Regions from separate parts of the Homo sapiens genome. Here region 1 is linked to region 2. The links are chromatin loops, found by intact Hi-C in ENCODE. Cell type or tissue: Calu3. All regions are shown on one strand. Links, peaks and the distances in the headings refer to the core of each region. The heading gives the core; the rest is flanking DNA. Region 1 overlaps JAK1 (Janus kinase 1). Region 2 has its middle 18 kb from the start of LINC01359.

Evidence for each region. Peaks named below come from ENCODE experiments on the same cell type or tissue, not always from the same donor. Only the 100,000 strongest peaks of a DNase experiment are listed, where the experiment ranks them.
Region 1: a loop joins it to region 2, with 2.4 times the contacts of the local background. A loop is called at or near these places in 4 of 110 quality-filtered maps.

What each region holds. Positions count from the first base shown.
Region 1 is chr1:64,889,565-64,905,491 of GRCh38, reverse strand. The region is part of intron 1 of JAK1 (Janus kinase 1); the gene reads left to right. Among named protein-coding and RNA genes, the nearest start is that of JAK1, 69 kb to the left of the region's middle. RefSeq lists enhancers at 9,727-9,796, 13,778-13,827. In Calu3, for the core only: no CTCF peak of the experiment used is centred there; DNase peaks (open chromatin) are centred at 6,721, 7,251, 8,724 and 10,481.
Region 2 is chr1:65,012,205-65,028,131 of GRCh38, reverse strand. It overlaps a transcript of JAK1 not described here and the pseudogene RNU6-1176P. Among named protein-coding and RNA genes, the nearest start is that of LINC01359, 18 kb to the right of the region's middle. RefSeq lists an enhancer at 1,320-2,137. In Calu3, for the core only: a CTCF peak has its summit at 7,087; no DNase peak of the experiment used is centred there.

The DNA of each region.
Region 1 (15,927 bases), core at 3,743-11,742, 120 kb after region 2:
ATATATAGCAGTAGGATCCATGAGCTATTACCTTTAACAGGATTCTCATACTAAAAAAATTTAACACTGATATTTGACATATGTAGAGCTATGTACATTTATAAAAACATGTATGCATTCTAAATGTGAATCGGATACAGTTGACGTTGTCTGCTTTTGTGGACAGATATCTGCTTGGATTCCCAGGTTTTCGTAAGCTGTTTGAACTTGTTTCATCTCAGTCTGCTCTGCCCCTTCTCTGTCACCGTCCTCGCACTGGAGATGAGGCAGGGTTTCCTGAACTGTGGGCTCTGTTCTGGGAAGACCCTGTAGCCAGCTCCTAGAGAAGACTTGCAGAAAGATGTGGGATGAGAACAGGAAGATCAAGTGGGTTGAAGGGGAAAAAACAAGAAGGCCGAGGCAAATAAAGGCAGAGGATCATTTGGGAGGGAGTTGAGGAAAGGGGCCTCCACTGTTCCCTAGGTGACCATATTTTCTCTCCCTCTTTGGGTTATTTTCTTTGTGCCTACCTGTTTTATCAGAATTGCAAGGATTTTTCCCAGGTGTTTGGGTTGTTGAGTAGTAGGTAAATATAACTTTTTCCGGGCATTACCTTCTGGAATATCTGCTTGAAGGTAAAATTGCAAAAATGGCTCATTCTCCCCTACTTTTATGAACACTGTTTTAGTCTAATCTTATTATATTGAAATCTTAGATTTTATCCCATGCTTGTGTTTATCCAATTTTATAGGGTGTGTGTGTGTGTATATATGTGTGTGGGGAATGTGAATATATGTGAATGAATGCCTTTTCTAGAGAATCTGGTATATTAAGTCATCTACCCAAGAAGAAAAGTCTTCTGAGATTGATGCTGTCAGATAAATCTATAGAATTTGAGAAATGAAAGAGAGCATAGAGAACATCTGATCCGGACTTTTCCAAATGTATATTCCATTAAAAAAGAAGTGCCTTGGTCTGATGATTTTTTTGGGAGTTGGAGACTCACTGCATTTATTAACTATGAAAGGCTTAAGAGCTCTTGCTGTTAAAAATATTATTTAACTATGTTTAACCAGTGTTTCTCCAATTTTTTCACTATGGACCCTCATTTTCCTTCTCTCTCTTTTTAGAAGGATATGTACATAGAACAGTTACTATCATTGCACAGAAGTACAAGATTCCAGAAAACATAATTTGGGAATGCTAATTTAATTCTTACCTTCAAATTGAATGCGATACTTCATTTCTGTTGGTTTGTGTTCCCATATGTAGTATGAGCAGGTTGAATGAATTAATCAATTACTGTGTCACTCCTGACTGTGACATTTTCTGGTTCTGATTCGTTAAATCAATATTTAAAAATTATATCTGTTTCTATATTAAAGAACCTTGTCTTTTTTGTTCCTTACTAGAACCATAGTGTCTAATACAGTGCCTGACACATAGTAGTGTCTCAGTAAATGTTACTGAACAAATATATACCTGTTAGATTCAGAGCACTGAACTAGCTATGTCTTGAGGCTGCAGAGAGAATGATCTTGTTTTTGCTCTCAAGGAACTTGTAGTCAAGTCATTAACTTTCCTAAGAGCATGGAATGTGCCATGGAGAGGTCCCAAATTAGAGCTTGATTGTGATAATCTATAGGACAAAGATAGATTGGACATTATTTCTGACCCTGTGTCAGATGTGTGGATTACAACACAGCTGGGTTATGTTAACATAACTTTCATGACAAGAAGTGTCTTTCAGTAATAGTCACTGCAGCAGCCACATAGTCGTTTTATCCCTGGCAAAGACTTTATGATGCTATCAGCACTAAGAGATTGGAGCTAGTATTATTCCCATTTTAGTAGATAAAAGAGCTAAGGCTCAGAGATTTAGAGACATGTCTAAGTTGACATACCTCCTGACTGAAAAGCCAGAATTAGGACCCAGGTATGTGATTCTAAACCTTGTGCACTTATCCACTAGGCTTCCTGTCCTCTCACCAATACTAGTATCTTTCATTGTCTCATTTGTATTAGAAGCTCACCTTGAACAGGCTCAGAGAATTACACATTTCCAGTCTTCATTGTGTCCCTGCTCTGCTCCCTCTGTCCCCATGCCATGAGGGCTGCTTTCTTTACAGCTGATGTGCTAGCTAGGGTGAGTTTTGGAGCAGGTAATAAAAAGTTTACAGACTTTGGGCCAGATGCGGTGGCTTACACCTGTAGTCCCAGCACTTTGGGAGGCCGAGGCCGGTGGATCACCTGAGGTCAGGAGTTCGAGACCAGCATGGCCAACATGGTGAAACCCCGTCTCTACTAAAAATGCAAAAATTAACCAGGCGTGGTGGTGCATGCCTGTAATCCCAGCTACTCGGAAGGCTGAGGCAGGAGAATCGCTTGAACCTGGGAGGTGGAGGTTGCAGTGAGCTGAGATCATGCCATTGCACTCCAGCCTGGGTGACAAGAGCAAAACTCTGTCTCTTTGTCCTTACCAACCATGTTGGCAGCATCCATATTCTAGGCTGCAGATAGGAGAAGGAATTAAGAAAACGGGGCAAAGACCTTACAGTGGTCTCCAGGGTAGAAGCTGCCACACAGTACTTTTGCTTTTATCCTGTTGGCCAAACTTACTCACATGGTCATATCTTGCCGCAAAGGAAGCTGGCAATTGTAGTCACTATTGTGAGCATTCTTGTGCACAGCTAAAAATTACTGTTGAAGAAGAGGAAGGACAATGGCATACAATCAGCTGTCTCTTCCACCACTGCGTATTGGGGTCTGGTGCCCATTCACTCCCCTCTTCTGACTTTTGGCTAGTAGCTAATCCTTTTCCCTGTCCTTACCTTTATCCTTTAACTCCCTTCTTCCTATTATTTAAATGTTCTCAAGTCTCTTCCATCTTAACATGCCATAACACACACACACACACACACACACACACTCTCTCTCTCTCTCTCTCTCTCTCTCTCTCTCACAAATTCATGAGTAAAGGCACCATGTCCCCAGTGCTCATGTTATATACTCAGATCCTTGTGCAGGGCATAGTACATAGGGGTTTTTCAACAACTCTTTGTTGAGAGAGCAAGTGGGTGAGTGAAGGGTTGAAACATTTCCCTCTATCCTTTATCCTCGGATTGACAGAGAGATGCTGCTGTCTGTCTTAACATCTATGGCACAAATGACAGGACTGATGATTTTACTCCCTTTAGTGCTGAGGAGGCTGTTTGGGACCATGAAGTAGTTCTAGAAATGTATCGTGCTGAGAAGAGCACTAAAGGGAGTAAAATACACATCAGTTCTGGTTTTGTTGCTTACTAGCTACAATGACATTTGGCAAATTATGTAATGTCTTTGAGCCTCAGTTTCCTCATTTGAGGAAGTGAAGACTCCATTGACCTCACAATGATTAAATTAGAAAACTGTGATAAAGAATACACCCCTGATAATATTATTTTGGCTTCTTATGGTGATTTTTAAGATTAAGGAGTATCATCATCCCTATTTTATTTCTCTAAAATAATATTTAAAAAAACGTAAATGCCCTATACAATAGAGTATTATTTGGTCACAAAAAGAATGAAGCACTGGTGCATGCTACAGCATGGATCCCCTGAGGACATTGTGTAGGTGAAAGAAGCCAGACACACACATTATATGATTCAATTTCTATGAAATGTCTAGACTAGGCTAATAGACCAGTGGTTGCTAGGGGATGCGATAGGGGAGAATGGAGAGTGACATGGGGTTTCTTTTTGGGGTGGTGAAATGTTCTGGAAGTAGATAGTGATGATGGTTGCACTCTTTTGAGATTACACTAAGAACCACTGAATTGTGCACCTAAAAAATAAGTTAAAAATTTAAATGTCATTATAGGGCATTATAATTATAAGTAAGAGAATACTTTTAAAACTGTGTCTAAGTTTTGGTTCACAGTTTGTCAATGATTCTTCTGTAACAGAAACCAACATCTGGTTGGTTTTTTGAGTTTTTTCACCTGCTGGCTGACCTTACTTGACATACTGTATTAGACTTTCTTTATCTTTCCAGGCCTACGCAACTCTCAGCACACTGGGAAATCTCAGGGCATGGTGTTCCATTAGAAAGAAGAGTAAGCATGTGGGCTTCTTCGTGGGTACCATGATGGGAGAGAATAGAAAATAAGAAGTTAAATAATTCCTCGCAATTCTGTTAGGCATATAAACTACACATTTAATATTATAAAACAGTTTTATAAATGCACTTGGTCTATGGTGTCTGCATGGATTAGGTGAGTACTTCTGGAAGGAGGTGGGGATAGTCAGAGAAGGCATGCTGGGGAAGGAAATGTTTAAACATTTGCTTCTTACACAGACATTTATTGAATATCTGGCATGCCTTAGGCATTGTTATTTGGTGTTGTATGTACCCAGATAACAGCTGCAGTCCCTGCCCTCAGGGTGCTCAAAGACAGCGAAGACAGATGATTCTACAGACAGTTAGGGAGCAGGATGTAAGTGCTACTCCAAAGGTAAGCACAGGACTCTCTGAACGCCTCACTTGGGAAATGGGAGAAGTCAGGGAAACCTTGATGGAGATGATTCCTGAGCTAGGAACTGAAGGATGAGTGGGGACAGCAAAGGCTTGGAGGACAAAGTCATGCTGGATTACAGGAACTGCAGGTAACTCAGTACGTTTGGAGTTCAGGGCACAAATGGGGATGAGCCATGAGAAGTTGATTACAAGTAGCCTTGTAAGCCATGTCACCTAAGAGAGTAAGAAATAAAAGAGTTTTAGAGCATGATACTTCCAGATTAGCAGTCTAGAAATAAGACTGGCTGCATTGTAGAGACTTGGAATAGAAGCGGACGAGAATGAAGGCAGAAACTTTCAGGAGATTGTTGCAGTAATTTGGGAGATAAGTGGGTAGAGACAACAGAGTTAGAACAGAGACAACAGAGTTAGAACGATTAGGGCTTGCTCCCCAAGTGGATATGGTCGCAGTTCCTAGGACTCCAAGATCTCTGTCCACTTCGCTGTCTCACTTCATGTCAGTCTGACCCCAGCCTGCCTTCTAAGTCTTGTTTTCTTCTCTTCATGAAATGCTTAAGTCTTGTGCTTACTGTCCCCAGAACTCGCTTGGTGATTTAATGTCTGTTACCTTTGATTACACCTTTATCTTCACCTAGAATGGAGCTCATCTGTTCCCTTTACCTTCTTAGATCTCTGACTTATGAATCCTTTGGAATAATTCCATGCTAGAATGATCTCTTTGTCCTCTGAAGTCATAGCACTTAATATCTCTATCAGTCAATGACAAATAATTATGTTTTGCCTTGTCACATCTCTTAATTGCTTTGAATTGCTAGTCAATCTTGAGCCATTGCAGCAGGTAGAGAGGTGAATTGGCTCTCCTGAATTCCTACTCCCAGCCCTAATTTCCTGTATAACCCAGGGGGAATGACTTTTCTCCCCTCATTAGTGTAGTAACACATATTTGATGCAGAACACTTAGAAAATCTCTAAAAGTGTGCAAAATGAAGTAACTACTATCACAAACACCTTGGAATACTCACAGGTAATTATTCTTGTAATGTCCTCCCCATCCATTTTGTCACCGTTTCTTTAGGATTACATGTGTGCGTCTATGCATCATAGCTAGGATCATCCTATACATGCTGTTTTTCAATTTGATTTTTTCATTACCATATTGTAAGATTCTTGTGTCAAAACATAGGAGAATCTTCAAGTCCAAATTGAAAGTGGAGCTAAATTGTTCTCAGGGAGAGTTGTACAGATGAGTATCCCCTATCTGAAATGCTTGAGACCAGACAATTTTCAGATTTCAGATTTTTGGGATTTTATAATATTAGCACTATGCTTACCCATTGAGCATCCCAAATCTGAAAATTCAAAATCCTCCAATGAGCATTTCCTTCAAGAAATGTGGTAGTCAAAAAGTCATATTTTGGAGCATTTCAGACTTCAGATTTTTTGATTTGGGTTGCTCAGCCTTACCAAAAACTGAATAGTGACTATCTCTGGGAGGAGGGAGGGGAACTTTGGCTTTTCAGTGATATCTTTCTATAATGTTGAATGTGTGCATTTATGATGAGTCTAAATGATTTTTAGAGTTGTCACCCATAGTTTATAGGTGACAGTAATTTATACTTCTACCTAATCCAGGCTTATATTTACATTTAAAAAGAAGTATAACACCAACTTTACTGACTAGATAGATAAACAATTTTAATTTACTGAAATTTCACCTTTTCACCATGATTATAGGTCCTTTTTCCATTAGTTGTTTCCATTTCCTTTGCTGTCTAATGACTTAGATTTGAGTCCTAGGTAATAAATACATGTGATCTTTCACAAGTCACTTAGTGTTTCTAAGCTTTAGTTTGCTTATGAGTAGAATAAGAGGAATGATACTTCAAATTATTGTGAGGATTGAGATCAAGTATTGAAAGTGCTTTGTAAATTGTAAAAAGTATATAATTATTGATTTTTTATTGATTTTTATATTAGTCAATGGTCATGAGCAGTTAAGCCAACTTTGCTTTTTTAAAAATTCATTTGGAGAAAGACTAAAAAGGCAGAGGTGCCTTCATTAATATTTATTTTGGTGCAATGTGGGATCCATGAGATTTGGGTTTGTGCCACATTTCTGCTGCTAATTATTAGCTATATATACAGCTGAAATGCACTGAACAAGCACAGTTTTGGCCAGGCCCAGAAATGTTCAGGGAGCACCTGGCTGGACATACATCAGAGAGCTTGGTGACCTGATAAAGCATTCATGCAAGCTCCTGGAGACTGTTTAACTGGATGACAGTAGAAGGAAACTATTTATGCAAATTTTGCTAACTGAAGTTCTCCCACACCCTTGAGTCCACATTTCACAGGCTTGTGAGATGGAAATGGGTCAAAATCAGGTTCTAATAATCTCTTTGTCATCTGCAGTCATGCCTGAGAAGGTCTGATATGGTCTTCTGAATCATCAAGGGAAGGTAGAATTTCATCCAACATGACTTTTGTGCATTTGCTGTATTCAGCTCCCTGGAAACATAGGTGCCTTAATTTTATCAGTTATCCAGAACACTGAATTCTGGATAATAGAGGAACAGGGCTGTGTAAACAACTCTGCTGAGTAATAGATGGCCTCCTGGCCTCTGGTTTCTGACTCTGTATTCCCTTTTATCCAAGGACAAGATGTTACAAAAATAATTCAGAGTGACTCCCAAGGGCAGCCCCGTGAACTTGCTGGTCCCTCCGACTGTGCTAGCAGAGGAGGATGAGTCACCAGCAGCAGAATGTTGACTCTCCCAGTGCTATTAGTGGATGTCCCAGCCAGACGCGACAACCAGGAAGACAAGCTTTGGGAAAGTTCTTTCTGACTCATTAACATCATGATTTACACAAGAAAACCTCTAGCTTCTCATTTTATTTTATTTTTTAAAGAAGTTTCCTTTTTGTATGTGTGTATAGCGAGGTGGGGCAAAGGTATGGATCCCTCAAATGAATATTCAAATTAGCTCTTACCCATAGCAGTATTTGAACTGTTTGCTCAGTTAAATTTTATTGTCCTTTCTCAATGTACAGTGCCTATATATCCATCAAAGAGTAGCAGATTCATTAAGAATCTTTAAAAAGAAGGACATTATTTTTACACAGTTGAATTTCAGGTGTCCTATGCCCATGCCTTTCCCATCATTTCCTATGTGTGAGAACCCCCACCCCACGTAGCACACCTTCACATACTGGGGACTTTCCACTTGAGGAATTCACATGAATCTGGGGATCTGCATTCTCCTTGGGTAGTATCCCCTCAGAAGAAAATCCAGACTCCTTAGGGGGCATTTGTAGCCTGGGCCCAGTTTTCCTCCTTACCTCATCTTTTTTGGTTCTACACAAACCTGTTTAGTCTTCAGTCAAGTGCCTTACCCTCCGGCTTTCCTCCTCCTCCTCCTCCTCCTCCTCCTCCTCCTCCTCCTCCTCCTCCTCCTCCTCCTCCTCCCTCCCCCTCCCCCTCCCCCTCCCCCCTCCTCCTCCCCCCCTCCCCCTCCCCCCCTCCTCCTCCCTCGTCCTCCTGCTCCTCTTCTTTTTTTTTCTCTTTTTCTTTTGGGATGCAGTCTTGCTCTGTTGCCCAGGCTGGAGTGCAGTGGCACAGCTCACTGCAACCTCCACCTTCTGGTTTAAGCGATTCTCCTGCCTCAGCCTCCCAAGTAGCTGGGACTACAGGTGCTCACCACCACACCTGGCTAATTTTTGTATTTTTAGTAGGGACAGGGTTTCACCATGTTGGCCAGGCTGGTCTCAAAGTCCTGACCTCAAGTGATCCACCCGCCTCGGCCTTCCAAAGGGCTGAGATTGCAGGCGTGAGCCATCGTGCCCAACCCCACTTTCCTTCTTTTGCTATTTCTTCATGTTTCCCTTATTTGGAATGTTGTCCTCACTCAGCTCCTGTTTTCATCCTGTTTGTATCCCACCTTCTTCGTAGTGATAGTAGTAGTATTGCATGCCTGCTGTGAGCCAGTTTTCCTACTGTGTTTATGTATATATTTTTCCAAGAGTTTAAAATAAGCCTGTAAAATAATTATGATTATCCTTATTTGCAAATGAGAAAACAGTCATAGAAAGTTAAAAATTATTCAAAGCCAGCTACTAAGTGGCAGGGCTGAGGTTTTCCTGAGCCTGAACATTCAACCCCACCATGCTGGTTTTCCCTGCCGTCCTCTGGATCCGATCAAACTCACTACACCAGCCCCACTCTTAGACCTTCTCCAGACGTGCTCTTTTCGCTTGGTCGGGTGTGTCCTGTGTTTGGCAATCAGTCATGTATTATTACCTTGCTATGTGCTTGGGTTGCTAATTCTTCTTTGGCGATATATCTTTTGTTGTTTTCTTTTCTTCTTACTGAGCTGTGCATCGCAGGCTTTACACAATGCGTTTTTGTTGATTTTACTTAATTAATGATGTCCTGGAACAAGTGAGTTATTTCTCCTAGTTATATTTAGCCCAATTAGTTATTTACATCCTACCATAATATTTGCCTCCACTAATTGCTAAGTAGTCTTGCAAATTATCCTTCAGTCTTCTTTTTCTATGCTTTTATTCCTGGGAAGGAAAGACAAAAGAAGCTCCGTGGCTGGAGTCTGTAGTGTATCCCATCCCCTGCAAAGAAACCAACAGAAAAATTAAGTGGAATGACCAGGCATTGCCACTAAATAGTTTGATACTTTGAAATGGATGCCAGTTTGGCTAAATTCAAGTGTTGTCTGTTAGACAAGGGCTATTCGTAAAAGAATTGTGAATGTAAGCATGCTCTGGACTGTGCTTCAAGGATGCAAAAAAGTGTCATTGAGACTGCCTTCCTATGTGCAGAGTGGGAAAAGGAGCATTTATCTTGAGAAAGAATAACTGCATCTGATCACCGTTTTCAATTCATTGATAGGGAAATACAATTAAAGATTCCTAACCTATTTCAGGATACCCATCTACCATCTAAATCTCCAAGACTTGGATAGCTTCCCCGTTCCCGAGTAGTTCCCCATTGACAGGCATGCACTGAACTCTTCATTTACGATAACCGTTGTTTCCATGAAATACACTGAAAATTTTGCACAGTTGCAAGGTACACAGAATGGATTTTGAATTCTTTTGGTTGTACGAAGCATCCCTAGATGTGATCATGAAGTTAGACACCTGGGACTGTGAGAAAATAAGTCATGTGTAAGAAGAGTGGTTTGGCAGAATTTTAAAAATAGACCTTCCATGCTTTGTGGGTATAGTTTCTACATATTCTAGATCTTTGTGGTACCATTATATGGCTGTAGGAGGTAACCAACTGAAGAGCTTTCTGGGAGGAGAAGCTTATTGTGAAATGAAGACTGTGCATATGCGTTGTATGGGTCTCAGTCCAGCTGTTTGTATTGAAACATCATAGGCTATACATTGTGAGAAAAGAGAAGTAATCTTGTGGTAACCAAAGAAGTTTGAGGTGAAATATGTCTCACTGTTTCATATTCAGCTGGGGAATGTCTCACTGTTTTATATTCACTTTCTTATATTTGCTGAAATAAAAACAAAAATAAGGTAAATTTGATTAGTAGTAACCTTGTTGGGTCCTTTAAAACAGTGTTTTTCAAACTGTAGTCTGTTAATCTTTACTGGGCTGTGAAATCTGTTTTGTGGGTCTTGTTTAGCATTTAAAAATGTATTAAATATAAGAAAATGTAGAATAGAAGGTAGAGGGAATGGCACATAGTAAGGATCAATATCTTTTTGTGAAACTTGTATGTCATATACACACATGTGTACTACAAAATATATTTTTTACGGTGGATCATGGTCAAAAAAGACTGCAAAGCTGTTTTAAGCATGGCTGTCAGCATAGGTTCCTAGGATATCAGACAATGATGTGTAACCCTAGCTGGATTCTTGGCTGAATGCTAGGGGAAACTGGGGCAGACTGGGGAGGAGTGAGAGGTGGCACAGTGGCTCCAGAGGCGCTGTGGTGACCTGCCGATCCTGCTCTGCCCTGATGCTGCTGCCGCCTTGGTGAAGACTAAGTGCATTACTCATTATATGGATAGGGTTCGCTGAGAGCTCTGCCAGCAGTTTAAGATTGGAGTCTTTGTTGGCAGGGCAGTTTCAAAGCTGAACATAAAAACTGGTTACAGTTTTTTGGTTGAGGGGGCCAAGTGTAGGGGGGCCATGTAGAGAAAGATTTTTCTTGAGATTTCCTGGTTTTTTTTTGTTTGTTTTTTGAGACGTAGTCTTGCTCTGACACCTAGGCTAGAGTGCAGCAGCATGATCTTTGCTCTCTGCACCCTCTGCCTCCCGGGTTCAAGCGATTCTCCTGCCTCAGCCTCCTGAGTAGCTGGGATTACAGGCACCCACCACCACGCCCGGCTAACCTTTTTTGTTTTTTGTTTTTTGTTTTTTTTAGTAGAGACGGGGTTTCACCATATTGGCCAGGCTGGTTTCGAACTCCTGACCTCAAGTGATCCGCCCACCTTGGCGTCCCAAAGTGCTGGGATTACAGGCGTGAGCCATTGTGCCCCGCCTCGTTTTGTTTTGTTTTCTCTCCTAACTTACATTTTGAGGCAATAGCTGAGTACCTTTGGTGCATAGACTGAAATGGACATTTGCCATTTGGGGGGTTGTCTAGCATTGGAACCCCCTTTGTTTCTAGAGTGGTCTCCCATTGTTGCTGTGGAAGCTGAAGGAGGTGCAGACACATAACTGAGGGCAAACTAGGTTCAACCTCTTCGATTCCTCCTCGTCAGGACTTTGAATCTGGAGGGAGTGGTGCAAACATACAGAGGTGGCTTGAGATCATTCATGGAAGCAGCAGAGTTGGGAGTCCAGTCCTGGTGATGGCTGGTGACCGGTGGAGGCTGTGCGAGCAGTGGTGTCCTTATCAGGCTGTTCCTCTGTCCTTCTGTCTTTCCCTTAAACTCATTTTACCCTTAGGTAAGCAGAGCTGGTTTCTGTTGATTGTACCCAAGAACACTGAGTGGATATAGGAAGCATGTTAGATTTGTGTCTGCCCTAAATGAACTTAGTATGTGACAGGTGAGAAGAAGTAGGTGAATGCTTGGTAGACACAAATAGTAAAATTTAGCAAGGGGTGGAAGGATTCAGGGTTGTTTTCCTTTGTATTCCTTTAAATTATGGGTACCTTCAAGCTTTGTCAGATGACTTATCAGCAGGAGATTCTATGTCTTTACATTGTGACATTTTGGAAATACATGTTAATAAAAAATGAGCTATGTTAGGTGCAGTACAAAATGGTTTCAAACTTTTATAAGTTAGGGTTTGTTTTATTTGTTTCTTTTTTCAGTTTTAAGCTTTTTAAAAGCCTTGCGCATACTCACAGAAAACTGATTTCCTAATGGGTGTGAGCATTTTATTTTAGCATTAAGAGATTTAGGGAAATCTTGAATCATCATCACAACAACCCTGTAAAGTAGATACTTCTATTATTCTGAGGAAACAAACTCAACAGAGGTTAAGAAACTGGCCTAAGGTCTCAGACAGTGGGTGTTAGAGCTGGGATCTGGACCCAGGTTAGGGTGACTCCAAGAGCAGGCTTTTAACTGCTTCTATAAGGAACTTTGGAGGGCATCCAATACTTTTTCATTATGCAGGGTTTGAGCTCAGAGAGGTTAAGAGGCTTGCTCAACACCAGGCAGGTCCTAGTGGATCTGGGCTGGAACATGGGCCTCTTTCTGACTGGTGGGAAGAAGCTCTCGCACAAGCTCTGTTCCTCTTGCACCCTCCCCTCCTTTCCTTGCTGTCTGCCTTTTTCCTGCAAGATTCTTCCTGTCTGCATACTCTTTCCTGCACAATTGTGCTTGTGATTTTCCTTCTTCCTGGCCTTTATTTTTATTTTTTTTAAAGAACAGCTGTACCTTTCCTCTCTCTTTTTCAGTCTTCTCCATTTCTGAAAACTGAGAGCAGATTCCTCTCTCCTTAATCCCCTCTCAGCCCAAAGCATGGCCCTTGTGTCCTCTGTTTTTGACTCCCATGGTTCTCAGTGTCTGTCTCTCAGCATGCCCTCACAGCCTCTTCCCTGGGGTTCCCGTGTATATGTTAGTCTTGCCAGCTGTCAGTAGATTGTAAGATTTTTGGCATGCTCAGATGTATTTGTGTTACTTCTTTGGATTCCCCTGAAGTCCCACACCTTGCCCAAGGCAGAGTGGTAAATGGAAAGGGGAGTGAGGCTACAGCTGAGAAATGTGTTTGAGACCTATCTCACCTCTCACTGGCCAGTTGACTGTGGGAACGCCTTAGCCGAGTCTTCCCATCTGAAGGGGCTGTGAAACTCGAATGTGGTTTAGATGTGAAAGCCCTTTTTAAGCCATAAAGTGCTATATAAATGCAAGGTTTTATTGTGATGGCACAAGTGCTTCAGAAGTATTTTTGGGATAAATGATTAAAAAGCACATATTGTGCCTGGGTGAGTTGGTTCATGCCTGTAACCTTAACAATTTGGGAGGCTGAGATGGGAGGATTGCTTGAGCCCAGGAGTATGAGACCACCTTGGGCACCATAGTGAGACCCCTTTCCCAAAAACAACAACAACAAAAATTAACTGAATGTGGTAGTGTGCACCTGTTATCCCACCTTCTTGGGAGGCTGAGGCAGGAGGTTCACTTGAACCCAGGAGGTCAAGGCTGCAGTGAGCCATGATTGTGCCACTATATTCCAGCGTGGGTGACAGAGCGAGATTCCATCCCCCTCCATCCCCCCCAAAAAAGCACATACTATGAAGACAAGCCATTCTCCCCACCCCGCCATGTTTTGAGTGTCCATTTGTGCCACCAAGTCTTTGACCCTGGGGTAAGGATATGGATGGCTTCACTAAATCTTATATTCATTGCTCTTTAATAAGATTATGGATGTGTTAGTGGTAATTAGTTTAAAAGAAGAAAAAGTTTTTTAGAAAAGGAAAAGTAACAAAGTCTCTTGGTACAATGTGGCTTTTAGAAAGACACTTACTGACTTTAAGCAAAGTACTGTATTTACTTTTATCAAAAACTGTCTCTCACTGAATGCAGGCTCCTTGGGAGCAGTGCGAAGCACCGAACCATTGAGCTGGCATTGATTATTTAATCATCCCTAGTTTATTGTAAATGAAGCAGCACTTACGGTTCTGGGGTATTCCTGGAATTGCTGCTATAGTTAGAAGTGAGTTATTCTGTGTGGCAGGAGTGGCATATAGAAAAGCCATAGTTCTGACTTCCTGACAGGAAAAATAGCAGATTTTGTATTTATATGATGTCGTCCTTTTGGCTGGAATCCATCAGCTTTACAGTATCTTGTGATGCTTTCATCAGAACTGTTATTCCACGTCTCAGCATAGCAGTGGGGTCCCAGTAGCAATAGATACAAGTCATTTTCGGTGGCTCTATGGGTGTGAAGCCACTGGCAGTTTCCCTGGCTTGTTGTGTAGGTTAGGCTGTTAGGAGGCTTCCTGTTCACATGTTGCTAGGACTTTCCTCTCACACTGTGGCAGTGGTGCCAGGGCAGAGCATTAGTAGTGGGCAGGAACACAGGGAAGGCTGGGGCCATGCAGTGATTTTTTAAATGACAGTCCTTTCAGTCTACAGAAGGAAGAGTGTTGGAGTAAGATCAGTCTCCTGGGTGGTTGTTAGACTATGAAAAGTACTAAAAAACCAGAGAAGACAGTGGTGTTGCTGATGGGGACAGTTTAGAGCAGTTCTTCCCCACTGTGGAACGAGCAGGGTCCTTAGAATCAGTAGTCACGTGTTTGACTCCTGGCACTCTCGCTGATTAGCGTAAAACCTCTCATGCTTTTTATGAGAATTAAGTGCGAGTGCCTAACTCCAGGCTCAAGATATTGAAATGCTTAGTAGATATTGTTTTTTTTTTCCTTGACTGGAACTGTATATTTCATCAAGCTGTAATCAGTTTAACAAATTATGGTCAAAATATGAGTGCTTACTGCATGCTAAACTCTGTTGGGCATTTTACATGCATTGACTGACTTAACTCTTAATAGCCCAGTGAGATAAATGCTATTTTTATCTCCCCACTTACACCAAGAACATTGAAGGTTAGGGATATTAACTAACTTGCCTAAGATTACAATAGCTAGTCGGTGGAGACGCCAGAATTCAAACCCAGGTTGCAATGACTCCAGCCCGTGCTCTTAACTGCTTTGCTGTGTCATCTGAGCTTTATGAAATGGGGTTTTGATTTGTATCTAGGCTTTTGCTCAGAATCCCTATTTAGACTTTGCTCTTCGAAGCAGATTCATAGCCCACTTTAGTCCTGTGCCATAAAGACTATTTTATATTGCGTCAATACCTTTTTGTACACTTACACATCTATAGCCTCTTGCAAAAAGGGCATTGTAGGTACTTGATGAAGAGTTTTTGAAAGTTGTTTGTTTTTAAAAAGAGACAACATCTTGCCATATTGCCCAGGCTGGACTCAAACTCCTGGGGCTTAAGCAGTTCTCCTGCCTCAACTTCTCACTGAAAGATATTTTTAATCCTTGTACCAACCCTCTAGGCAGGATGTTTCCTCTTAGGTTAATGGGTAGGGAAACTGGCTTAGATGAAAATGACTTGCTCATGGTCACACTTGCTAGTATAGAGTTAGTGGGAACCTACACACCTTGGATTACTGTGCTTTTTTTCATTGCATAATGTTGCTTACTTTGTACCTTCATCTTTCATTTACAGCTGTTACCGAACATACTTCTTGATCACCTAATTTGTGCTGAGGATAAAGCACTAAATACAAGACAAAAAAAAAAAATCCTGATCTTCCTGTAGTTTTCATTGTTGTGTTAGGTTTCCTTACCAACGTTAAGACTGCTGCCTGCTGAAATAGTTGATTAAGGCTTAAGATTTTTAGTCTTAAAATTTCTTAAGATATTAAGAAGCTGATTTCAGGGCATTTTCTAAATTACATATTTTTCTTTCAGTTTTTCTGAGTTCATACCTTAATTCATAAACATTTTAGTTGTATTTTCTACTTCAGAAATCAAAAGGTTTGATTCCTTTAAGGCAAACACAAAGTAATTCATTGTAGGTGTGATGGTTTCTTTTATATCCATAGTATTTTAATTCTTGTCATTGAGTTTCACTGTCAACCAGTCTGTTTTTAACGGTAAAAATCTGGCAGTGGCCCTTGGCCAAAGTGGTCTCATTCTGATGATCATATTTATGAACATTAAAATAGTCTATTTTTATTTCCTTGTCCACTATCCAAAATGTGTGTTCTTCCCTTGCGCAGATACCAGTCTTTCAAAAGATGCCCTTGAAAATTTAAGAGAGTTCCAGTTTTTTCAGATAGATTTCTGGAATTTTGCATCTTGGAAAAATTTCTGACATTTTATCTATTGCAGTGAGGCTTTGTTCCAACCCACAGAATTGTGTCTTGTTTCTTTTATTTTTTCCCTTGTTGAGAAAGTGTCAGATATACTTGTCTTTTTTATAA
Region 2 (15,927 bases), core at 2,721-10,720:
GGCAAAGGAAATATTTCAGACAAGAAACCTAAGGCATAGATTGACTTACTGAGGGTTCACCCAAAGGAATCATAAAAAGAGCTCAGGCAGTTCTGTGGAGCACAAAAACACTCTACTTCCCTTCTGTGAGCTTGATTATAGGTAAGAGCAGAATGGCTGGACAGCTGTTGGGGTTGTGCCAGCTGTGGCAGCGTGCCACGCAGACTTCCCTTCCAGAAAGAACCTGCTGCAAGGAATGCAGAACGCTGACAGCTTCTAGTCTGGATCCACCCCAGCATCCAGGGTGCAGCACTTTCTCCCAGGCAGCCCTCTACCAATGACTGAGCATGGCAGGGGTACTAGGGCATGACCACTGCCATGCAACGTGGGACTTTTTTGAGGGCAATCCTTGTGCCAGAGCTCCCTATTAGGCTGACCAGGACATTTCCAGAGCTGCACCACAGTCTGAGACTCTATTCACCCACACAATCATCCTTCCTTACCCTTCTCCTTTTACAAGCCTCAGACCTGCAACATGGTTTTAAGGCTTTCCCTGCCCTCTCCAGCTCCCTCTTCCTTTTGCCTTTCACAGTTATTACAACCCAGTGCTTTCACTTATAAACCCATCCTGGTGCCTGTCTGCTTCCTAGAGGACCCAAATTGACAGGAAGCGGAACAAAAATACATGTAAGGAGATTTTGCTCTGCTTCTTCTGCCGGCATCAGTCAGAGATAGACCAAGGGAATTGGAGGAGGGCAGTCGGCAGTGATGTCAAGGATGATCAAAGTTTCGAGATAATTGGCTGGGTGCAGTGGCTCACACCTGTAATCCCAGCACTTTGGGAGGCTGAGATGGGCGGATCACTTGAGGTCAGCCTGGCCAACATGGTGAAACCCCATCTCTACTAAAAGAAAAAAAAAATTAGCCAGGTGTGGTAAATTAGCCAGGTGTGGTGGTGTGCACCTGTAGTCCCAGTTACTCAAGAGACTGAGCCAGGAGAATAGCTTGAACCCAGGAGGCAGAGGTTGCAGTGAGTCGAGATCGCACCACTGCACTCCAGCCTGGGCAACAGAGTGATACTCCATCTAAAAAAAACAAAAAACCCCAAAAGTTTCCAGATAACCAGCTCTACCCAGGCCATCTCAAATAGTATACAATCTGAATGAAACCTGCTTATTTAAAAAAAATGGTTTTTATTTTTTTGAGACTGCCTAACTCTGTTGCCCAGGCTAGAGTGCAGTGGCGCAATCTCAGCTCACTGCAGCCTCTACCTCCTAGGTTCAAGCAATTCTCCTGCCTCTGGCTCCAGAGGTGCACTCCGCCATGCCTGGCTAATTTTTGTATTTTTTAGTAGAGATGAGGTTTCACCATGTTGGCCAGGTTGGTCTCAAACTCCTGGCCTCAGGTGATCTGCCCGCCCTCTGCCTCCCAAAGTGCTGGGATTACAGGTGTGAGCCACTGCACCTGGCCAAACCTTCTTATTTAAAATGCAAACAATTTCAAAAGCAACTCCTCTAGAAGCTCATAGCAGCCAGATGGCTGCCCCTAAGCTTTTCTTATGTAGAAATTCTGGGGCTACCAATGGAACAGTTCCAAACCCTTCCTTCCTTCTTTCCTGTTCTAGAGGAGGAAGGGATTAGCTAACAAACTAGAATCCAGGGGGGCAGCGTGCTTTGAGAGGGGAAGCTGGCACTCATTTTCACTGCTGGAAGCCAAACCGTGGGATTCTGAGGTCTCCAGGGACATTTTCTAGATCTCCAACTGTGATGATCATCTCTGTCTTATACCCCAGGCTGTGTTCAAAGGACTGCCTGTGTCTGGCTCACCATGCTCCACTGACATTCCAGCCAGAAACCATTCTCGGTGTTGATAGAACAATGCTCTAATCACATAGCTGAAATTACAGTTTGGGGCTCAATAAGGTAATGGTTCAAAAGATTTTCTGTGGAAATCTCTGCAGTCCCATCTGGAAAGCAAACACTGGCTGGATAGGTAGTAGCGTTGGGGTGGGATCACATGGAAGGCATGTAGACAAAGTTATGACCCAGGATTTCAGAGTGAATATCCTCTATGTGCCAGGCACTTTTACAGGTTTATATTTCTAGAACCAACCTATGATGCTGGAATGATAATTTGAGGTAATCCCTGTTTTATGGCTTAGAAAAATGTGGTTTGGCTGGGTGTGGTGGCTCATGCCTGTAATCCCAGCATTATGGGAGGTCAAGGCAGGAGGATCGCTTGAGTCCAGGAGTACAAGAGTAGCCTGGGCAACATGGCAAAACCCCATCTCTACAAAAAATATAAAAAATTAGCCAGGCATGGTGGTATGCACCTATAGTCACAGCTACTCGGGAGGCTGAGCTGGAAGCATTTCTTGAGCCTAGGAGGTCGAGGCTACAGTGAGCTGTGATCATGCCAGTGCACTCTAGCCTGGGTGACAGAGTAAGACCCTGTCTCAAAAAAGGAAAGAAAAAAGAAAGAAAGAAAAAAATTGATTTGTAAAGTTAAGTGATTTTTTCCAAGGTCATAGTGCTAGCAAGTAGCAAACCTAGGATTCGAGCCAGGTCTTCAGATGCTAAATTTAGTGACTTTTTAATGATTTTACTGCTGGCTAACTATTCTCTTGCCTTTATCCATATTCCTGTGTCAATAATAGTATTTTACCCTGTGGCCTCACCTCTTTGCTTAGTTGCTTAGATAAAAATCATGTTGATTTTTAGTGAGGCCGTGGTTGGGAAGCACTGTAGTGGACATTTGCTAGTTTTTGACATCCCCGACATCCCTTTTCCTCCTATTTTGGTAAATGTATTCTAATTTCTCTCTGGATAACTCTCTCTCTTCCCCGACTTGGAATCCATGTTTCGGGTGGGCTCTAACCATTGCTTCGGGAATGGGATCTGTGAATCCCCCTAAATCAGTGTACCTATTCCTCTTGGCCACTGCAGTTTGGATTGGTCTGTAATCAGTCAGGACCCGTAAGTCTTTTTGCCAGTGCTTCTGTGAGCAAGCACTCTTCTCCTGTGGGCCTGAACCTGGAAGAACGTGTGGCTGGAGCTGCTATAGCCATCTTGCTGTTCTAATTGGTGAGGCCTATCCAAGAATGGGGCTCAGACAGTGAAAACAGAGCTAAGAGGGGAGAAGGAAGAAATCAGGTTCTGGTGTCACTTTTTTTTTTGAGACAGAGTTTCGCTCTTGTTGTCCAGGCTAGAGTGCAATGGCACGATCTCGGCTCACTGCATCCTCTACCTCCCGGGTTCAAATGATTCTCGTGCCTCAGCCTCCTGAGTAGTTGAGATTACAGGTGCCTGCCACCACGACTGGCTAATTTTTGTATTTTTAGTAGAAATGGGGTCTCACCATGTTGGCCAGGCTGGTCTCAAACTCCTGACCTCATGTGATCTGCCCACCTTAGCCTCCCAAACTGCTGGGGTTACAGGTGTGAGCCACCACCCCTAGCCTTTTTTTTTCTTTCTTTTTTTTTTTTTTTTTTTTGCTTTGGACCAGGCCATTCTTGAAGCCACAACTACCTCCAAGAACTTTCAGTTCTGTGATACAACAAGTTCCATTAATGCTTAAGCTAATAATGTAGGTTGGGTTTTCTGTTACTTTCAACTGCAAGAGGCTTACCTGTTACAACAGACTCTCTCAATTCAATTTCACCCAAGTTAAGAATCAATTAGGACTCAACAACAAAAAGACAAATGACCCAATTTAAAATGAGCAAATGTTATGAATAGACATTTCCCCAAAGAAGGTGTACAAGTAGCCAATAAACTCTTGAAAAGATGTTCAACGTCATTAATCATTAAGAAAATGCAAATCAAAACCACAATGAGATATAACTTTACACCCCCTAGGATGGCTGTAATAAAAAATATGAACAACAAGTGTTGGCAAGGATATGGAGAAATTAGAACCCTTGTACCTTGCTGGTAGGAATGTAGGTGGTACAGCCACTTTGGAAAACAGTCTGGCAGGTCCTCAAATGATTAAACATAGAGTTACCAGCTATTCTACTCCTAGGTATATACCCCCAAAACATGGAAATATATGGCCGCAAAAAGTTTTGTACAAGAATGCTCATAGTACTTGTATTCATAACAGCCAAAAATGGAAAACAACTCAAATGTCCAGCAATAGGAGATTGGATAAACACATTGTGATATATTCATACAAAGGAATACTACTCAGCAATAAAAGGAACGAGCCACTGGTACATGCAAAAAAAAAAAAAAAAAAGGATGAATCTAGAACCATGGTGAGTGAAAGACACCAGATGCAAAATAATAAATACGGTATGACTCCATTTACATGCAATCCCAGAGCAGGCAAACTAATCTATGGTGATAGGATTAGAAAGTGGTTCCCTCAGCAGGGTGCAGTAGCTCACACCTGTAATCCCAGCACTTTGGGAGGCCGAGGTGTGTGGATCATGAAGTCAGGAGATCGAGGCCATCCTGGCTAACATGGTGAAACCCCATCTCTACTAAAAATACAAACAATTAGCCTGGTGTGGTGGTGGGCACCTGTAGTCCCAGCTCCTCGGGAGGCTGAGGCAGGAGAATGGCATGAACCCAGGAGGTGGAGCTTGCAGTGAGCCGAGATTGTGCCACTGCAGTCCAGCCTCAAAAAAAAAGAAAGTGGTTCCCTCAGTGAGAAGGAAAGGGGGTTTGACTAGAAAGGGACAAGAGGATGAGACAACTTTCTGGAACTTTAGATGGTAGTTACATTAATGTGTACAATTATCGAAATCTGTTGGCCAAGCATGTTGGCTCAGGCTTGTAATACCAGTGCCTCAGGAGGCTGAGGTGGGAGGATTGCTTGAGGCCAGGAATTCAAGACCAGCCTGGGCAACATAGCTTGACAAAAATAAAAAATAAAAATTAGCCCAGTATGGCTACGTATGCCTGTGTCTCCAGATACTTGGGAGGCTGAGGTGGGAGAATCACTTAAGCCTAGGGGATTGAGGTTGCAGTGAGCCATGATCACTCCACTGTACTTCAGCTTGGGTGACAGAACGAGACCCTACCTCTAAAATTTAAAAAAAAGTCATTGAACCGAACCTTAACATCAGCGTATTAAATACTTCACTTAAAAATAATTAATAGTTGGAATGATACAGAGAAGATTAGCATGGCCCCTGTGTAAGGATGACAGGAAAAAAAATTCTATGTTTTAAATGTTTACTGCTTCCTCACTTTTCATGAGAAAAAAAGCATCCACTGAATTTATATGATCTAACAGGTGTGAAAAACTCCCTATCAAAAAATATCATTCCCCACCAACTTAAGAATAGACTGAATTTCCCCTGATTAGTTTCTCCTTTGATATACACATTGAAAGCCCTAAATAAAATGCTATATTAATTTTTCCCAATGAATATTTTAGCATGACACTAATGTATGAAGTTGGTTCTCCTCCCTCTTAGCAAGGTACTGCAACCCACTATTGACTATGTTAAAGTCTAAAAATAAAGAAGATAATAAAAGTAATAAAATGGTGATTACCTTCTTCAAGTTGCTTAGAAGTCTGAAGAGGCACCAACTCTTACAAACTAAATTTTCACTTTGGCTGACTCAGTCTCATTTCTTAATTTTTTCTTTACATCACCCCACCTCCCAGCCTTATGCCTCATCACTTACTACCTACTGATCAGTTTAATGGGCCTCAGAAAGGCTATGGAAATCCTAAAATGCAGAGTCATTTACAAACTTCCCTCACATGAGCCCTCCAATCCCTATGGGTGCACTGGAATATCCATTTTGTTGGTGATTTATGGGTTAGAAAGAGCCCTTAATTGCTTCACTAGCATGGACTTCTCTGTGACCAAGAAAAAATAAAAAAATAAAAAAATGGCAATGTGGGCTCCTTTGAGAGAAAGGAGAGGGGACATTACACAAGAAAAATGTTATTTTCCAATATCAAGAAAATTCATTAGCAAACACATTAAAATGCACTCAAGTAGTCATCACCCTGAATTGTTTTGGAAAAGGCCCTGCTTTGGAAAAACACAGGGCAAAAACATTACTCTTGTAGCTTGGCACAATGAGATGGCAGGATGACAAATGTCTTATTCTCTACTGTGCCTTAATATTTAGAGGACATCTGCTACTGTGTATTCCTCCCTCCCTTGAGTCACCTTTATCACAGTCTAACGTTGTGTTATTGCTGTTTCCCATGTCCACCTGTTACAGTGATAAGACACAGCTGTACTCCTCCAGTATGTGGGAAGCAAATGAGTCTGAAAGTCAGGAGGCTGAGCTTCTAGTTCCATTGTTGTACTAACTATGCACTCTTAGGCAAATATTGCAAATTCTCTTGGTTTTAGTGTCCTCTTCTAAAAAAATGGGAAGTATAATAGACATGGTTCCAATGAAATGGAAGCTAAGTCTTACCCCCAGGCATTAGGGGTTCCTTAGGTCATAGAACCAATATATAGAAAAGGGGTAATATATCCTTAACAGCAGTAATTAGATTGCTGCTACCTAGCGGGGATAGACAGGGAGAGCTATGTTTAGAACTCAGGGATTCAATGAACAACTTCTTAGCATTCCTTGGCCCACTGTTCTGGTGAATGGAAAAGTGCAGCCACCCAATAAAGACAAGATTATCAATGCCTCATATCCTACACGCAACGAAGTTTGGGTCTCTCCAAATCTACTTTGGAAAATAGGCAAAAGCATCTTTACTATGGGACAAGTAGCCTGGGACAAGGAAAAAGGTAAAACACATCCTGCTGAAGTGCCGATGGAAGGAAAGAACAGAAGTGGGAGGTGGAAGAAGGTAGCCTTGAGTACCAATGTACGCCTTGTCATCAGCTGCAGAAGCAGGGATTATAACAGCTATAATTTAAATCCCTTGGTCATTTCTCCTTCTCCCCAAACCTTGTATTTTAAAAGAAAAACACTGGAAGTGGCTACCACTTTAGATTCAGACGGACATGTGAACAACTTCTCATCACTTCGGATCTACTCTTTGCCCAGCTCCATTCTGCTGGGTTCTCTGGGTGGTTGACCTAAATGCATTGCATCCACAGATTCTCTTGTCTTCTGGCTTCTGGTTGGGTTCACCAACAAGGAGCACAGACAGAAGATTGGGAGAGGGAAGGGAGAGGAGCAAAATCAGGGTATTTATCCCCTTTGTATGCGGTCACTGTGGTGTGGACTGGCTCTGTCTTTCCACTAGAGGTCATAGCTCAAGTTGAGTAGCTCTCTCCACATAGCTCTATCTCCTGGTTCTAATAAAGGCTTTCTTTCCCTGCCCCAAAGGGTGGGAAAGGCACCCCAAGTTACTAGTTCTAGAGTATTTTGTTACCACATTTGAGCTCCTTAAACCCTGCCCACACCTTTGTAGATGGTCCTTTTAAATTAAACTCTTCTCAAATTACCAAATTTGTACAAATAATTTCTTTTCTAGTGGAGCCCTAACTAATATGGACAAGTTTCTTATAGGAACCACAAGTGGTAATTGTAAAATCAGATAAGATTTATTAAAATGTGTGTGAAGTTTCTTTGAAGAATATAATGCCTTTGTAGAAGTTCAAATGAGACATATGCAGTACATATAGAAAAGTGCATAAAGCATATATGTGCAGTTTGAATGATTATAAAATGAACATCTACATAACCAGTACTGTGATCCAGATATAAAATTTTGCTGCCTCCCCAGAAGCACAGTGAATCGTTTCCAGTTTCAAGCTACTCAGAACAATGATGCTGAGAAAATTCTTGTACTTGTCTGTAGTACACATTGCAAGAGTTTCTCTAGGACAGTGGTTCACAGTCTTTTGGTGATAATGTGGATTGGTGATGAGAGTTCTCATAGGCTGTTGCTGAGAGTATAAATTAGCACAACCACTTTGAAAGAGTGTGGCATTGTCTAACAGAACTAAAGTTATACACAGCTTTTTTTTTTTTTTTTTTTTTTTGAGACGGAGTTTTGCTCTTTTTGCCCAAGCTGGAGTGCAATGGCGTGATCTCAGCTCACTGCAACCTCCGCCTCCCGGGTTCAAGCGATTCTCCTGCTTCAGCCTCCCATGTAGCTAGGATTACAGGCATGCACCAGCACACCTGGCTAATTTTATACTTTTAGTAGAGATGGGGTTTCACCATGTTGGCCAGGCTGGTCTTGAACTTCTGACCTCAGATGATCTGCCCACCTTGGCCTCCCAAAGTGCTTTGATTACAGGCGTGAGCCACCACGCTCTGCCTTCTTCTTCTTCTTCTTCTTTTTTTTTTGAGACAGAGTCTCGCTCTGTCACCCAGGCTGGAGTGCAGTGGCATGATCTCGGCTCACTGCAACCTCTGCCTCCCGGGTTCAAGCAATTCTCCTGCTTTAGCCTCTCAAGTAGATGGGATTACAGGTGCCTGCCACCACACCTTGCTAATTTTTGAATTTTAATAAAGATGGGGTTTCATAATGTTGGTCAGGCTGGTCTTGAACTCCTGGTCTCAGGTGATCCACCCACATTGGCCTCCCAAAGTGTTAGGATTACAGGAGTGAGCCACCATGCCCGGCCTCACATCTTCTGACATAGCAACTTCGCTATTTTGCATGATGTTTGCTACAGATTTTCTGTAGGTACCCTATTTCACTTAAAAGTTTCCTTTTATTTCAAGTTTGCTGATTTTTAAAATTAAGAATACATATTGACTTTTTTTTTTAACCATTCACTTTTCCTAAATATATTGGGGGGGGGGTCATATGGGTTCTCTCCTTTATTCTATTAACATGACAAATTACATTGTTTCATTTTCAAATATTAAACCAATTTTGTATTCCTAGGATACACTTGCTTTTCTATATTATCTTTTTGTATTGCTGGATTCAGTTTGCTAATATATTGTTTCAGATTTTTTTCAACATACATCCATAGGTCAAATTAGATTGTAATTTTATTTTGACATAGTCTTCACATGAATTTTAGTGTCTTATGAGTTTGAGAGTTGTTCCTTCTTGTATGTGTTTATGTAATATTAAAATACTTTGTTCCTTAAAAGATTGGTGGAAGTCATATGAAAGGCTTCTGGTCCTGGAATTTTCTTTGTGGATTTTCTGTAAACGATTCAACTTATTTAATGATCATAGGATTGTTCGAGATTTTTGTTTTTGTTTTTTGTATTATTTTTATTTTTATTTTTTTGAGACGGAATCTCACTCTGTCCCCCACGATGGAGGGCAGTGGCGCGATCTTGGCTCACTGCAAGCTCCGCCTCCTGGGTTCACCCCGTTCTCCTGCCTCAGCCTCCCGAGTAGCTGGGACTACAGGCGCCCGCCACCACGCCCGGCTAATTTTTTCGTATTTTTAGTAGAGACGGGGTTTCACCGTGTTAGCCAGGATGGTCTCGGTCTCCTGACCTCGTGATCTGCCCGCCTCGGCCTCCCAAAGTGCTGGGATTACAGGCGTGAGCCGCCGGGCCCGGCCTTTATTATTTTTTTCAAATGCTCTCTTAGCAGAATCATGTTCATGTTTTTAAAATATCTTTATAAGGTTTGTTGATTTTTCCCCGATGAAATTAGTCCATATAGTGTACTTTGTCAAATGGATTAGATTTAAGTCATTCATTATATCCTTTTATTATCTTTCCAGTGTGTACAACATCTGGAGTAATATCCCCTTTTTCACTCCTGATAGCGTGTGTGTGTGTGTGTGTGTGTGTGTGTGTTCTCTCTCTCTCTCTCTCTCTCTCTGTATGTATGTGTGTCTCTCATTAGTTTCACCAAATATTTTACACCTTTTTTAGTCTTCTCAAAGAATCAACTATTGGCTTTATTGTTCCTGTTACATAGTTTTTCTATTTTACACATTTTTGTTCTTATTTGTTATCTCTTTCCTACTTCTTTATTTCTGTTTATCTTGCAGCTTATTTCTAATATCCTGAGGCAGATGCTTGACTTACTTACTTTTAGCCTTTTTTCTTTTCTAATATAAAATGTAAGGCTATAAATCAGCTCTGTAAACACTTTTTAGCTATTACCCTATATGTTTTTGATATGAAGTAATTTTTAAGTCACTCACACATTTTAAAAAGGCACAGTTCACAGCCAGGTGCAGTGGCTCACACCTGTAATCCCAGCACTTTGGGAGGCTGAGGCGGGAGGATCACCCGAGATCAGGAGTTCGAGACCAGCGCCGGCCAACATGGTGAAACCCCATTTCTACTAAAAATACAAAAATTAGTTGGGCCTGGTGGCAGACACCTGTAATCCCAGCTACTTGGGAGGCTGAGGCAGGAGAATCACTTGAACCCAGGAGGTGGAGCTTGCAGTGAGATCCTGCCACTGAACTCCAGCCTGGGCGACAAGAGTGAGAATCTGTCAAAAAAAAAAAAAAGGCAGAGTTCACAATTAAAAATTTTTTCCACTATGATTTCTTCTTTGACCCATGAGTTATTTAAAAGCATGGTTTTAATTTTCCAAACATGGAGATGCTCTGTTTACCTTTTTATTATTGATTTATAGTTAGATCACTTTAGGTCAGAAAACATCCTCTGTATTAATCCTTTAATATCTGTTGAGGCTTGTTTTAATGACTATGTATGAGTCCATTTTTGAAATATTCTGTGTGGACTTCAGAATTTTTTTCTGCAGTTGTTGAATGAAATATAGATAATCTCTATTAGATCAGTTTTATTAATCATTATTGTTTGAATCCTCTAATGATTTATTTTTATTTTTATTTTTTTGAGACAGAGTCTCTCTCTGTTGCCCAGGCTGGAGTGCAGTGGCGCAATTTCAGCTCACTACAACCTCCGCCTCCTGGGTTCAAGCAATTCTCATACCTCAGCCTCCCGAGTAGCTGGGACTACAGGCTGTGCCACCATGCCCAGCTAATTTTTATATTTTTAGTAGAGACAGGGTTTCGCCATGTTGGCTAGGCTGGTCTCAAACTCCTGAGCTCAGGTGGTTCACCTGCCTCGGAGGCCTCCTAAAGTGCTGGGATTACAGGTATGAGCCACCAGTCCTGGCCTATTTAATGATTTTTCTTGTTCTATCAATTATCGGGAGATGTATTTTTTAATTTCCCATATAATTGTAGATTTGTCTATTTCTCCATATGGATCTTCTGATTTTTCTCTTATATAATTTGTGGCTGCACTACTAGGTACTTATAAATTCAAAATTTTTATATTTTCCTAGTAAGCTGAAATTGTATTGTTAAGTGATTATCTTTATTGTTGTAATTTTAAAATTCTGATAAAATGTATACAGTAAAATTTGCCATTTTAAGTTTTTATTTATTTACTTATTTTTTTGAGATGGAGTCTTGCTCTGTTGCCCAGGCTGGAGGGCAGTGGCGCGATCTCGGCTCACTGCAACCTCTGCCTCTCGGGTTCAAGCAATTCTCCTGCCTCAGCCTCCCAGGTAGCTGGGATTACAGGTGCCTGCCACCATGCACGGCTAATTTTTGTATTTTTAGTAGAGACAGGGTTTCACACTTTGGCCAGGCTGGTCTCTAACTCCTGACCTCAAGTGATCCACCCGCCTCAGCCTCCCAAAGTGTTGGGATTACAGGCGTGAGCCACTGCACCCAGCCTATTTATTTATTTTGAGACAGGGTCCTATTCTGTTGCCAGGCTGGAGTGCAGTGGTGCAGTCAACCTCCTAGGTTGAAGTGATCCTCCTACCTTAGCCTCCGGAGTAGTTGGGACTACAGGCGCATGCCATCATGCTCAGCTAATTTTTGTATTTTTTGTAGAGACAGGGTTTCACTATGTTGCCCAAGCTGGTCTCAAACTCTGGTGCTCAAGTGATCTGCCCTCCTAGGCCTCCCAACGTGCTAGGATTACAGGCATAAGCCACCATGCTCGGCCCATTTAAACCATTTTTAAGGGTACAATTTAGTGGCATTACTTAGGTCCACAATGTTATACAACTACCATCGCTATCTACTTCGAAAACTTTTTCATCACCCCAAACTGAAACTCAGTAACTAGTAAGTAAAAACTCCCCAGGTCCCTTCTCCCCAGCCCCTGACAAACTTGCGTCTAGTTTACATTTCTACGAATTTTCCTATTTGAGATATTTCATGTCAGTGTAGTTATACAATATTTGTCCTTTTGCATCTAGCTTATTTCACTTAGCATATGTCTTCAAGGTTTATCTACCATGGGGCATCTATCAGAACTTCACTCCTCTTTATGTCTGAATAATATTCCATTGTATGTATATACCACATTTCGTTCATACATCTGGTTGGTACATGGGTTGTTTCCACCTTTTGACCATTGTAAATAATGCTACAATGAACACTGGTATACAAGTACTTGTTTGAGTCCCCGCTTTCTATTCTTTGGGATATATATATAATACTTAGGAGTGGCATTACTGGGCCATATGGTAATGCTATTTTTAGCTTTTTGAGGAATTGCCAAATTGTTTTCAATAATGATTTTTGGCTTAAAGTCTATTTTGTGTACTATTAACATAAAAATGCCAATTCTTTTGGAGTTATATTTCCGTTTTAAAATTTCAACCTGTTTGAATATCTATAAGTTTTCTCCAGTCCGAGAAGCTTTGTCTTTTAACTGAAGTATTTAATCCATTTACATTTTATTCATTTTAATTAACTGATATTAGTTACTAATATTTTAAATCTATCACTTTACATTTTGCTTTCTCTTTGCTTCACTTTTATATACTTCTTTTTCTCTTCTTTTTTGTATTATTTTTATTCCTTTTTTTAACTCTGTTTATAGGCTATATTCTGTCTTTATTATTTTTTAGAGTTTAGCCTAACATGTTTATATGTATATATCACCTATTAAGTAAAAAGTTAGTCACTAATGTTTTTCTTGTGCTAAATACCACAAAAACTAAACACCAACCTCATTGACTCTCTTCTTAATTTGCATGCTTTTATTTTTGTGTATTTATTTACTTTTTCATCTCATATGACATTGTTAATGCTGTGTTATGCACAATTTTGCATTGTTTAGATTTATTCATATATTTACCACTCTCTTTACTCTTCATTCTTTCTTGTACCTCAGAGCATCCATCTAGGATCTCATTCTTTCTTCCAGAATGACACCCTTCTGAATTCCTTTGTACAAAGGTCTGGATAATAGCAAAGTCTCTGTGTTTCTACTTGTTTTTGGAAATGTACATATTAATACTATGCCCTCATTCTTGAAAGATTTTTTTTCACTAAGAATAGAATAATATGGGCCGGGCGCGGTGGCTCAAGCCTGTAATCCCAGCACTTTGGGAGGCCGAGGCGGGTGGATCACGAGGTCAGGAGATCGAGACCTTCCTGGCTAACACGGTGAAACCCTGTCTCTACTAAAAGTACAAAAAAATTAGCCGGGCGTGGTGGCGGGCGCCTGTAGTCCCAGCTATTCGGGAGGCTGAGGCGGGAGAATGGCGTGAACCCGGGAGGCAGAGCTTGCAGTGAGCCGAGGTCGCGCCACTGCACTCCAGCCTGGGCGACAGAGAGAGACTCCATATCCAAAAAAAAAAAAAAGAATAGAATAATAGATTATTTATTATTTTCTTTCAACCCATGGAGTGTGTTATTGTATTGTCATTTGGCTTCCATTGCAGCTACTGAGAAGTTAGTGGTCCATCTCACTGCCATTCCTTTGATAATGATCTCCACACTTTCCCTGACCTCAAATTTTTTCCTTTGATGTTCATTAGTTTTATTGTGATGAATTTGAGTGAGAATTTTTCTTTCTTTTTCTCCTTTCTTTCCTTTCCTTTCCCTCCCTCCCATTCTCTCTTTCTTTCTTTTCTTTCTACCTTCTTTCCTTTTCCTCCTTTTTTCCCTTTCCTTCCCTCCTTTGTTCTTTTTCTTCTTCTCCTTCTCTCCTGCCCACCTTTCTTCCTGGGATTTGTTTGGCCTCTTGAGTATGTGAATTAATTTCATTAATAGGTTCTGGAAAAGTTTAGGCCAGTATTTCTTCAAATACTGTTTCTGCCATATAATCTCTGGTCTTCTAGTGCTCTAATTAAATATATGTTAGACTTTCTCACTCTATCTTCTATGAATTTTAATTTCTCTTTCATATATTGTATTTCTTTAAATTTCTATGCTTCATTCTGTAAAATCTTGTGACCCAACCTTCTTGTTCTCTAATTCTCTTTTCAGTTGTATGTAATATGCTGTTAAGCTGTTGGTTTTTGTTTTGCTCTCAATCTCAGTAATGGTAAATTTTATTTCTAGAAGTTTAATTTTATTGTTCTTAAAAATTTGTTGGTCACTTTTTGTAGTTTCCAGTATCTTGAAGATATTTTCAAGCTCATCTTTTATTTCTTTAACAATAGTAGGCATAATTTTATAATCTGTGTCTGATAATTCCAGCATCTGAAATCTTTTTGACTCTGTTTCTACTCTTTCATTTCTTCTAGCTCTCATACGTGATGCTTATTATGTATGCTTAGTTGTTTTTTTTACCAGTACTGCTTGTTAACCTTGAAAACTTATTTGTGTAAATACATTGAGGCCCAGGATGAGGGTAACTTCTCAAAATGGATTTGTATTTGTTCCTTTGCTTCCTAGGGACGTCATCAATATGGCACCAAATTAAATGAAATTTGTGGCTTGAATTCTTTTGGACCACCCTGTGGTTATAACTTCAATAATGCCAGCAAGTGATTACAAATTTTCAGAGATGAAATTGTTTCCTCATTGTACTGGTCAGCAGCAGTCCCTTTAGGGTAGAAATTTGGGGAAAATGTAGCCTTTGAATTCCAATTCCATTGATGGATTTTCTTTTTTTGTTTCGGTTTTTGTTTTTTTTGTTTTTTTTTTTTTAGACAGAGTCTTGCTCTGTTGCCCAGGCTGGAGTGCAGTGGCATGATCTTGGCTCACCGCAACCTCCGCCTCCTGATTCATGTGATTCTCCTGCCTCAACCTCCTGAGTAGCTGGGATTACAGGTGCATGCCAGCACGCCCGGCTAATTTTTTATATTTTTAGTAGAGATGGGGATTCACCATGTTGGCCAGGCTGGTCTCAAACTCCTGACTTCAAGTGATCTGCCCACCTCAGCCTCCCAAAGTGCTGGGATTACAGGTGTGAGCCACTGCACCGGCCTTTTTTTTTTTTTTTTTTTGAGACGGAGTGTTGCTCTGTCACCCAGGCTGGAGTGCAGTGGCACGATCTTGGCTCACTGCAAGTTCCGCCTCCCAGGTTCACGCCATTCTCCTGCCTCAACCTCCAGAGTAGCTAGGACTACAGGTGCTCGCCACCACGCCCAGCTAAACCAGTTTTGTATTTTTAGTAGAGATGGGGTTTCACCGTGTTAGCCAGGATGGTCTTGATCTCCTGACCTCGTGATCCGCCTGCCTTGGCCTCCCCAAGTGCTGGGATTACAGGTGTGAGCCACCGTGCCTGGCCTTTTTTTTTTTTTTTGAGACAGGGTCTTACTGTGTCACTCAGGCTGGAGTACAGTGGTATGGTGCAAACATGGCTCAGTGCAGCCTTGAACCCCTGGGTTCAAGTGATTCTCCTGCCTCAGCCTCCCCAGTAGCTGGGGCCACAGGTGCACACCATCATGCCTAGCTAATTTGGTGAATTTTCTTTTGTACTTTCCTTCTTAGGAGATAGAGGCTCAAATTGGCTGTATTGGCAAATGTCCTCAGGGCAAAAGTGGCTTCAGTACTCAGTATACCTTAGATTTTGTCCTGCTAATTCCTTACTGTCTTATTAGTACTTTGATACTTCTAATCTTATTTCTAATAATTATTTTAATATTTGATACTCTATCTTCAATCTAACATTCTTAGTTTGTCAGTTTCCATAGTCAGGTGACTGAGGTGAGCTGTCCTAGGCTGGCTCCTGGACTGGTGTCCACTAAGGCCTCACGGGTGCTCTTTATGGTCTTCTGTTGGTATCTTTGCTTAGTAGCTGGGGTATTTCCTAGGATGGTCCTTTTTCTCTACTTGGTCAGGACCTCAGACCTCAGACCTCAGATGACTCAGGCCACCATAGTTCTCACCAGCAT